3 separate regions of the Homo sapiens genome follow, and regions 2 and 3 are each linked to region 1. The links are chromatin contacts, found by Hi-C or POLR2A ChIA-PET in ENCODE. All regions are on one chromosome and are shown on one strand. Each heading gives the region's core, a stretch centred on a gene start or an enhancer-like site at or near the end of the contact. The rest is flanking DNA. Distances are from core to core; before and after follow the strand shown. Region 1 holds the start of TBILA (TGF-beta induced lncRNA). Region 2 holds the start of LINC01215 (long intergenic non-protein coding RNA 1215). Region 3 holds the start of ZBTB20 (zinc finger and BTB domain containing 20).

The links. A loop is a pair of places that touch in the nucleus more often than their neighbours do. ChIA-PET counts read pairs that join two places held with the same protein, here RNA polymerase II (POLR2A). Pooled maps may share reads with other maps.
Region 2: a loop to region 1 is called in a map of OCI-LY7, with 15 times the contacts of the local background. The contact joins the promoter of LINC01215 here to the promoter of TBILA in region 1. A Hi-C loop is called at or near these places in 1 of 168 maps with a recorded cell type or tissue (OCI-LY7), 3 of 37 single-sample maps with no recorded cell type and 8 of 50 pooled maps. POLR2A ChIA-PET finds 5 or more read pairs at or near these places in 1 of 52 experiments (activated T-cell).
Region 3: a loop to region 1 is called in a pooled map, with 7 times the contacts of the local background. The contact joins the promoter of ZBTB20 here to the promoter of TBILA in region 1. A Hi-C loop is called at or near these places in 2 of 37 single-sample maps with no recorded cell type and 7 of 50 pooled maps.

What each region holds. Positions count from the first base shown.
Region 1 is chr3:112,131,994-112,134,845 of GRCh38, forward strand. It overlaps TBILA (TGF-beta induced lncRNA), which reads left to right and starts at 1,430. Exons shown (of 1, transcript NR_157393.1): 1 at 1,430-2,852. It overlaps GCSAM (germinal center associated signaling and motility), which reads right to left and starts at 1,255. Exons shown (of 6, transcript NM_152785.5): 1 at 1,099-1,255. The coding sequence starts at 1,127. It also overlaps a transcript of C3orf52 not described here. RefSeq lists enhancers at 861-920, 1,401-1,580.
Region 2 is chr3:108,123,814-108,126,665 of GRCh38, forward strand. LINC01215 (long intergenic non-protein coding RNA 1215) reads left to right here and starts at 1,251. Exons shown (of 2, transcript NR_110030.1): 1 at 1,251-1,329. RefSeq lists enhancers at 434-693, 488-988, 774-823, 894-1,033, 1,314-1,363 and 2 more.
Region 3 is chr3:115,145,831-115,148,682 of GRCh38, forward strand. It overlaps ZBTB20 (zinc finger and BTB domain containing 20), which reads right to left and starts at 1,458. Exons shown (of 12, transcript NM_001348800.3): 1 at 1,389-1,458. RefSeq lists enhancers at 134-243, 1,974-2,183 and silencers at 924-1,193, 1,504-1,673, 2,234-2,453.

The DNA of each region.
Region 1 (2,852 bases), core at 180-2,679:
GTGCACGTGATATGCCAGAAACAATGCCAGGAACCAGGAATTCAAAGATAAATAAGAAACAATCACTACATTTGAGCATCTCATATCTAGTAATAAAAATAGTAATTTATATAATTGTTAGAACAATGCTAGAGTAGAAGATTGACAAGGGGCTGTGACAACCCAGGGTAGAGAAGTCTCAGACAACATGATTCTTAGGAAGGGACATGAGATATTCCACAGGACCACCAATCCTCTTTTCGGCAAGTGGTCAAAAGTGGGCTACCATTTTTTCCTGTGTTCCACTCTCCAGTAGCATGAACTGAGACCAGGGATTCCAAACATAACCCTGTGAAGACCCCCTCTGGCTCGCTTACTCTCTCTAGATCACCCCACTTTATACCCTAGAGATTACCTTGTCTGTGGTGGCACTATTTTGGTGGCACGGCTTTGATATTAAGGAAGATGATGGTCAGAAAAAGAAAGCAGAAAATATCTTCTAATTTTGAACCCTACTTTATGTCAGGCACTATGCTAGCACAATACACACTAGAACTCTCTAAGGTAGATATTGTATTATTATTTCTACTTAAAATAAAGAGGCTGAGGTCCAGAAAGTAAATCTGAGTTCTGTGCCTATTTAATCTAGATGACCTCTGCTTACCTGCTTGCAGGGAGTGCACATCAAAGGAAGACTCAAGGTGGCAGGAAGCTTGCTGTTTATTTCAAACTTAAAATAGTGGCTGAAAGAGGGTGGTGATTTTGACCTCCTTGTGGAGCATGAGGAGCTCAGGAGAGCATCTCCTTCCCGGGCTTTCAGAAAGTTGTTTCATTTCTTAGGTGGTAACCTATTATATAGACCTTCCTTGGTAAAGTCTTTCCACCTTTCAGCTATTCTCCATCAGCTGCTCACCATGATTCTTGGGAGAAGGCAAAACCTATGGGAAATTTAATGTGGTATCTGGCACAGAGTAGGCACTGAAGGCTTGGCAGTTTCCTTACCCAACTACTTTCTACCCCAACTTAGTGTGCTAACTGTATACTAGCTTTCTTTTTCTCTTCCTTGCTGTATTGTCCTGTCCCATCTCCTCTGCTCTCCCACAGGGAGTCTAGACTTACCTGTTTTCTCTCAGCAGAGAATTTCCCATCCTCTCAGTCCTCTCAGGGCTTCCCCTCCGTCCCTTTACCACTTCCTTCTTGCCTTGTGCTCTGACAGGGCAACTCCTGACTTAAAGAAAGGGCTGTGTGGCTCTGGCCACCCGTGCAGAGACAGCAGAAAGGAGAAGGGTGTCTCTGCAGAGGGAAGGAAGAGGCTGGGGGAGGAGTGTTAGAGGCACGCATGTGCAGAATGTCCTAACATGTCAGTGCCTGAACCAACCTGGCTGTTGGCCATAACCAGCAACTACCCGTCAATGAGAGCTTCGAACCTCTGGGGAATCCCAGGTCTGAAATTACAGATGGGCCATGGGAGTTTTTCCACTACAGATATTTACGTTTATAAATCACGTTGTCTTCTTAGAAAAGTCAGAAGGAGGTTAAAACAGTCAAGCCACAGACCTGTAGAAAATATAGTATCAACAACTCTCAAATCTGAAAACAAACACCCAGTAACAAAATGGGCAAAATATTTGAACAGACATTTCACCAAAGGAACTATACAGATGAACATTAAAAGATGCTAAACATTGTAGTTATTAGGGAAGTGTAAATCAAATCCACAATGGAACACTTTTACATACTTATTACAATGGCTATAAAACCCTGACAATATCAAGTATGGCAAGGTATGCAAAGCAACTGGAAGTCTCATGCATTGCTGATGAGAATGCAAAATGACAGCCTTTTTGGAAAGAAGTGATAAGGACAGAAGGCAGGGCTTTACTGGGTAGAAGAGGGTGGTTCACTGGCAAAGGTCCCACCCTCAAGCCTTGAAACCGAAGCCCTAAATGAGAACAGTTATCCCTGTTATCCTGCCCAAATGTTACTCTTTAGCCTGTCCAGCCCCCCTATCCCGTGCCCATATAAACCCCAGACCTCAGCTGGCAGACAGACAAGCGGCTGAACATCAAGAGGAGAAGAAGCAACTGAGTGTCAGAGATGTGGCTTAACTTCAGGTGGCATGACTTCAGGGAGGAGCCCGGCCAGAGACAGCAGACTTCAGGGAAAGGTCACTTTCTTCCTGCACCATCCCCTTTGCAGCTCCCCTTCCACTGAGAGCCACTTCCACCATTTAATAAAATCGTCCACATCCATCAACTTTCAAACCATTCATGCAACCTGATTCTTCCTGGATGCTGAACAAGAACCTGGGTACCAACAGGGCAGGGTGTAAAAGGCTGCCACCCTGACTCTCCATTGAGTGGGTTAACACTTAGCTGTCCACGGATGGCAACTGCTAAAAGAGCATGAATTGTAACACATCCCTAAATGCTGCTGTTGGGCTGGAGCCCAAAAGTGCTCATCGAAGCCCTGGCACCCGCTTGCCTGCGTGCTCCCGCTCCCACAGAGAGTTTGAGCATGGTGGTGGCCAAGTAAGTAGGCCACACCCCTGTCGCAAGTCCCGAGAAGGGGTCAAGGGAACTCTCCCATCTCAGAAGTATGGCAATTTCTTATAAAATTGAACATAGGGTTACTGTACAACCTGGCAATTTCACTCCTAGGCATTTAGCCAAGTGAAACTTATGTCCTCTAAGACTGTGTGTACAAATTTTTATATGTGCTTTACTCATAATAGCCGAAATACCCTGGAAATAGCCCAACTGATCTTCATTGAGTGAATTGCTAAATAAGCTCTGTGTTATATTACATCCACACAACAGAATCCTGACCATCATTGAAAAGGAGTGGACTATTAATACATGCAATAACTTGGA
Region 2 (2,852 bases), core at 1-2,500, 4.0 Mb before region 1:
ACACATTTAAAAAGGCACAATTAGAAGAATACCGCAAAAATAAAAAGAAAAATTCAGTTTGATCTGAGGGGGAAAAGAAAAAGCTGTTTTCATGAAAAACAGATTTTGAAGTACTTTTGTCATCAGCTTCCTTTCAATTCTTCTGGTTAATTTCATGAAGGCTGTGCGACCTTTCAACTTCCAAATGTTTGCAGGAGGGAAGGGTGGTAACGTGTGAGTGGAAAAACAATTAATTTTCAAGGTATGGGATTTTATAGTAGAGACTTCCTTAGCAGGATGGACCGTGACAGGGTGTTAGTGATGGAGACCTTAGGAGGAGAGGGCAGAAGATATGGGTTTGAGGTCCTGATGTACTCTGCCTGCTGTGTGATCTTGGACAAGTTCCGACCCCTCTCAGGGGTTCAACATCTTCCTACCTACATGAAGTGATGGGATCAAACACCTCTGTGGCCCTCTCTAGTCTATATGTTTGCATTTCTAACTGTAGAGCATGATAAAAAAATAAATCAGAAGTCAGTGATCTTTAGGTTACTAGTCAGGATGAAACTCAAAAGATCTATTTTTAAAATTATGAGTATTGGGTGTGGTGAAAATATTCATATTTGGGGTCAGAGAGTTTTTCTAATAGAATCAATTCTAGAGCATTCAGACTTGCTCTCACCCCAAAGAGGAAGTGAATGAAAGCTCTTCTTTCTCCTCTGCTGCTTTCTTTGTCCATGGGAGTATGCAAATTTTTCTGGCAACACAGAAGACTGAACACAGGAAGCCTGAACCCCGTGAAGCCATAAGGCTTAGCATGGGTGTGGAGGGTGATCAACCCCTCATCTGTCATTCAGAACTCCATGCTGCAACACAGAGGGGAAAAAAAACCTTCTGCTCCCTGTTTCAACCTCAAGGGCAGAGAACACAGGCCGAGTTGCTGTTCTTGTCTCACAATCTGGAGGCCAGAAGTCTGAAATCAAGGTGTCGGCAGGATTGGCTCCTTCTGGGAGCTGCGAGGGAAGTATCTGTTCCAGGCCTCTCTCCTTGGCTTACAGATGGCTGTTGATATGGTTTGGCTGTGTCCTCACCCAAACCCCATCTTGAATTGTAGTTCCCATAATCTCCACGTGTCATGGAAGGGACCCGGGGGAGGTAATTGAATCATGGGGGCAGTTACCTTCACGCTGTTCTCGTGAAAGTGAGTGAGTTCTCAGGAGATCTGATAAGGGGACTTTCCTCATTTTACTCACTCAGTTCTCTTCCTGCCACCACTTGAAGAAGGACGTGTTTGCTTCCCCTTCTGCCGTGATTCTAAGTTTCCTGAGGCCTCCCCAGCCATGCTGAACTGTGAGTTAATTAAACCTCTTGCCTTTATAAATTACCCAGTCTTGGGTATGTCCTTATAGCAGCATGAGAATGGAAATACAGCCATCTTCTCCATGTGTCTCTTTACATTGTCTTCCCTCTGTAAGCGTTCGTTTCTGTTATAAGACACTAGTCTTATTGGATTAGAGACTGTAATGACCTCATTTAAATTTGATTACCTCAGTAAACACACTATCTCCAAATAAGGTCACATTCTGAAATATTCAGGGTTAGGACTCCAGTAATATCTTTTTGTGGGGAGACACACTTCAATCCATAACATACTATAAGAGAAGGGAGCGCTTACCACTGTCCATTACCTGGAACCAGTTCAGACAACCATCATCTTTCTACATGCGATGGAGAAAACAGTTCACCTGGGCATTTTTGCTATGACAGGAGGAAACGTCAATATCAAACCATTGGAGAAGGTAGCTGAGTCATTCATTTGTGGCAGCAACCATCTTTCCTTCCCGCACCCCCTGGCTAGGCTGCTCCATGTTGGGAGGTGGTGTGTTCAGTACAGCCACAGTGAGCTAAGTGAGGGCTTCAGCTGCAGGCTGGAGTGACCCAGGGAGGAACTGCCGCCTATCAAAAGGAAACACCTGCCACAGAAGGTTCACTGAAGCCTGAGAAAATAAACGTCAAGAGCTCTGGGCTGTGCCACCACCAGTCTCCACCACTATTCTGAGGCAGAATGCACCTATTGGCTCACAATGCTGTGAAAGAAAACAAGAAAGTCGTGATGGTGAGCGCTGCCCTGCAGAGATAATGAGCCACTAGAGTAGTTCTGAGGCAGGAGCCAGAGGAGCTGTGACACAGAGGCAGTCAGGGAGTGGGACTGGGGTCACAGGAGGGGCTGGACCCAGTGGTCTAGTGCCTCATCTCATTCCAGATATGTGACCTAAGATCTGCATGTGTGTGCCTGTGCATGTGTGTGCCTATGTGTATGTGGATATGTGGCAACATATATGTGCATGCATGTAAGTGAGTACACATGCATGTGCATGTGGTGGGGTGTGGGTGACTGGATAGAGGGAGCATGGGGAAAGGGAGGGAAAAGAGGGTTAAAACCGTGACAGGATAATAAGCATCTGAAATACTTAACTACAACAAAATGTTCTGAGGCTTTGTACAGCCTTATTTTCCAAACTGCAGGTTGTGGCTCAGCAGTCAGCTGGGAAATCAATTTACCCATGCAGAGATTCTTAACCTGGGTCTGTGGACACTGCCCTTTCCCCACAAGAGGCCCAAGGATAGAATTGTATTTCAATATCATTGATTTCCTTTGTAAGCCTAAGAGTTTTGCTTTATGCATTTAAAAACACTACAAGAAAGGATCCATAGGCTTCATCACATGGGGTAGAAATGGCACGTGCACACATGCATACACACACACACATACACACAAACAGATACACACACACACACAAACACATATACACACACACACAAGGTTAAAAATCTCTAGGTCAAAACCAGCATTTTAAAAAGTTATTAAGATA
Region 3 (2,852 bases), core at 208-2,707, 3.0 Mb after region 1:
ATTTATAAAATGGTAATTGTGTTTTAAAACTTTCAATGGCAACAAGTTACAACAGTAACTTCAGAATAGCGTTCACTTGAAAACATTGGGTGAATGGCCTCTATAATTTTTTTAGCTGAAATGTATACACCGCCACGCAGTGAGGAAACTTGACTTTAGCACCCTTTTGGTATTTTTAATAGAAAAAACAGTGGAGAAGATTTTCACATGTCTAGAAAGGTAACATGTTCAACTTAGGTTTGGCCAATGCTGATTCTGAGGACAGTACTACACCCGCAAGCTTCCAAACTACTTCCTGATTCATTCAGATTTTCATTGGAGAGCTGTCATCCTGCTACTGACCTCATTCAACCCAGTTCGGAGTGAGAGATCAGCGGATTACCGCGCTAGGTACCGTAGCTGTACGCCATATTGTGTTTTTCGCTAATGTTTAGTTTGTGTGTGTGCCTAGCATATGTTTGTGCAAGTGTGTTTATCAATAGAACTTTTAGAAAATCCCTGCCTCCTGCCTCTTCAGCATCCTTAAAAAGGATAACAGCTGGGGGCGGGGGGTGGGGGGAGGACCCAAAAGCCACACAGACAGGAATACATTAAACAGTGTACGAGAGACGGCATTTGTTTTAAACTTTCAAGAACCTTCCAACCATTTTTATATCAGGAATCAAAAAGTGTTAACATGTTTTAATGTTTCCGAAGTGGCCCAAAGAAGAGAAAGAAGGAAAGGTGTGTCTTCCCTTCCCAAGCCCCCTCCTCTCTAGTCGTAGAAGCGAAGCAGGCGGGGGCCGGGAGCTCCGGCGTCTGGAGAGACATCCAGCGGCTGTGGGGCCAGGACACCTCCTGCCCCCCAGTTCTCTGAAGACGCTCCAGAGACCGCGAGAGCCACGGCAAGCGGGGGAGGGCGAGGAGGGAGGGGGCAGAAGACAAGCGGGCGCCTCTAGCAGCTCCTGAGCCCCGGCTAGTCCCCCTCAGCTCCTCTTCTTGGAAGCAGCGGCTCCAGGCGCAGGGAGTAGAGAGAAGAAGGCAGAAGACACGTTTCCAGCTGCGGGACGTCCCGCCCGCCCCGCCACCCTTCGACCCTCCCGCGCCTCCCTCCCACCTCCCCGCCGGGTCGGGCGAGGCAGCCGCCGGGCGCTAAGAAGGGCGCCGGGGGAGGGGGCGCGGGCGGGGCGGGGCGGGGCGGGGCGCGGGGGCGCGCGCGCTCATCCAGCTCAGGGCCCGCTGGCTCGCCGCTCTGTAACTCGCTCCCCCAACCCCACCCCGCTCCCCTCCTTCCCAGTCCCGCCGCCCCCCACTCCAGGCGCCTCGCAGACGCCTCATCCCCCTCGGCACGCACACACTCCTCCCTCTCTCCCGCCCGTCCCACAACAAATTAGAGTTTGTGGCATTACCTCCTCGCGCTCTTTAATCTTCTTTCCTCAACTCCTAAACTTCCCCCCGCCCCTACTTCTTCGGCAGAAGGCCCACATTGGACGCTTCACTCCGCGAACCCTCTATCTCTCCCCGCTATAGGATAGCTCTCACGCCAATCTTGGCTTCAGTGAGCCAATGAGAATGGGACGCCCCTCGTGAGGTTGCCGCCCATAAACAAAATGCACTCTTCCTTCTCCCCTCCGCCCCCCCGTCCCCGCCCCTTTCTTCCTCTTCCCTCATCTCTGTCACCTTCGATTGGGCTAAAAGAGGCCCAATCCGCTATCTCAAACATCCATTGGGACGCGGAAACTTCGCTCAGAGAAGTATTAACAGGCGATTGGTGGACAATCCTTCCACTTCGCCCACCCCCACAACCCCCTCCCCCCGCCGCACCTTCACCCTTTCTGAAAAGGTCAATCGTATCTCGTTGTTCAGTGATCCGGGAGGTGGAAGGCTATTGGTTCAGGGAGCCCGTCAGACCGGACTGGAGTGAGCCATGATTGGTCGACACAGGCGCAATCAGGTTAGGTTGCTTACTCCTCCGCTCCTCCCTCCTTTTCCTCCACGCCCCATCTCCCCCACCCCCTACTGCTTTTACTTTCTACGCATTTCTATTTCCTCCTTTATTTATTTATTTGTGATAAACTTAAATGACCCGGCGACGGAGGCGGTACTCTAGGAGAAGGCTGAGGATGACGAGCGGCGGCCTGGGGCCAATTGCCGAGAGGGCTGCGGGGTGAGGGGCAGCGGCGGTGGCCAGTGAGAGGCAGGTGTCTGGAGCGCGCTGGGCCTGTGGAGCCGGGATGCCCCAGCGGAGGCGGCGGTTACCCGCTGTCTGGCGCGGCGAGCTGCGCCGGGGGAGCCGCGGGAGCGGAGAGGGGGGTGTCGCTGTCTTGGACAGCTGAGGCAGCGGGATGGAGGCTGGATCCCGGGCGGTGGGTGGGAAAGCCGGAGGGAGGGTCTGGCTGGCGGCAGCGCGCAAGGCCGCACCGGGTCACGCTTGATTCCCGCGGAATGGGGCGCAGGTTGCCAGACCGGGTCCCCAGTGCTAGGGCTCAAGGAAGAATTTGTTCATGCAGAAGATTTAGAAAAATACTATGTAAAAGAGTTTGGAGTAAGCCTCCCTTAATATAAATGAGATTTATTATCCTGCCGGAAAAAGCAGATTATGTTTCTTATTACTGAACGCCTGAAGTACCAACGACTCAACCAGAGCCCACAGAATTCAATATCCTGGGTGGTAAAAGGAACAAATAAAGCAACACGGAAAATTAAGTGTGGTTCAAATGCTTCAATAAAATCTTCGTCCTCAACCATTTGTCATTCAACATAGCACTCCCCAGAGCCAAATTCTTACCAAATATTGGTCCAGTACTCAGGCATTGGAGAAAAAAATGAGGCTGAAGTCCAGCAGGAAGCCCAGGATAGATTCCTAAAAAGGA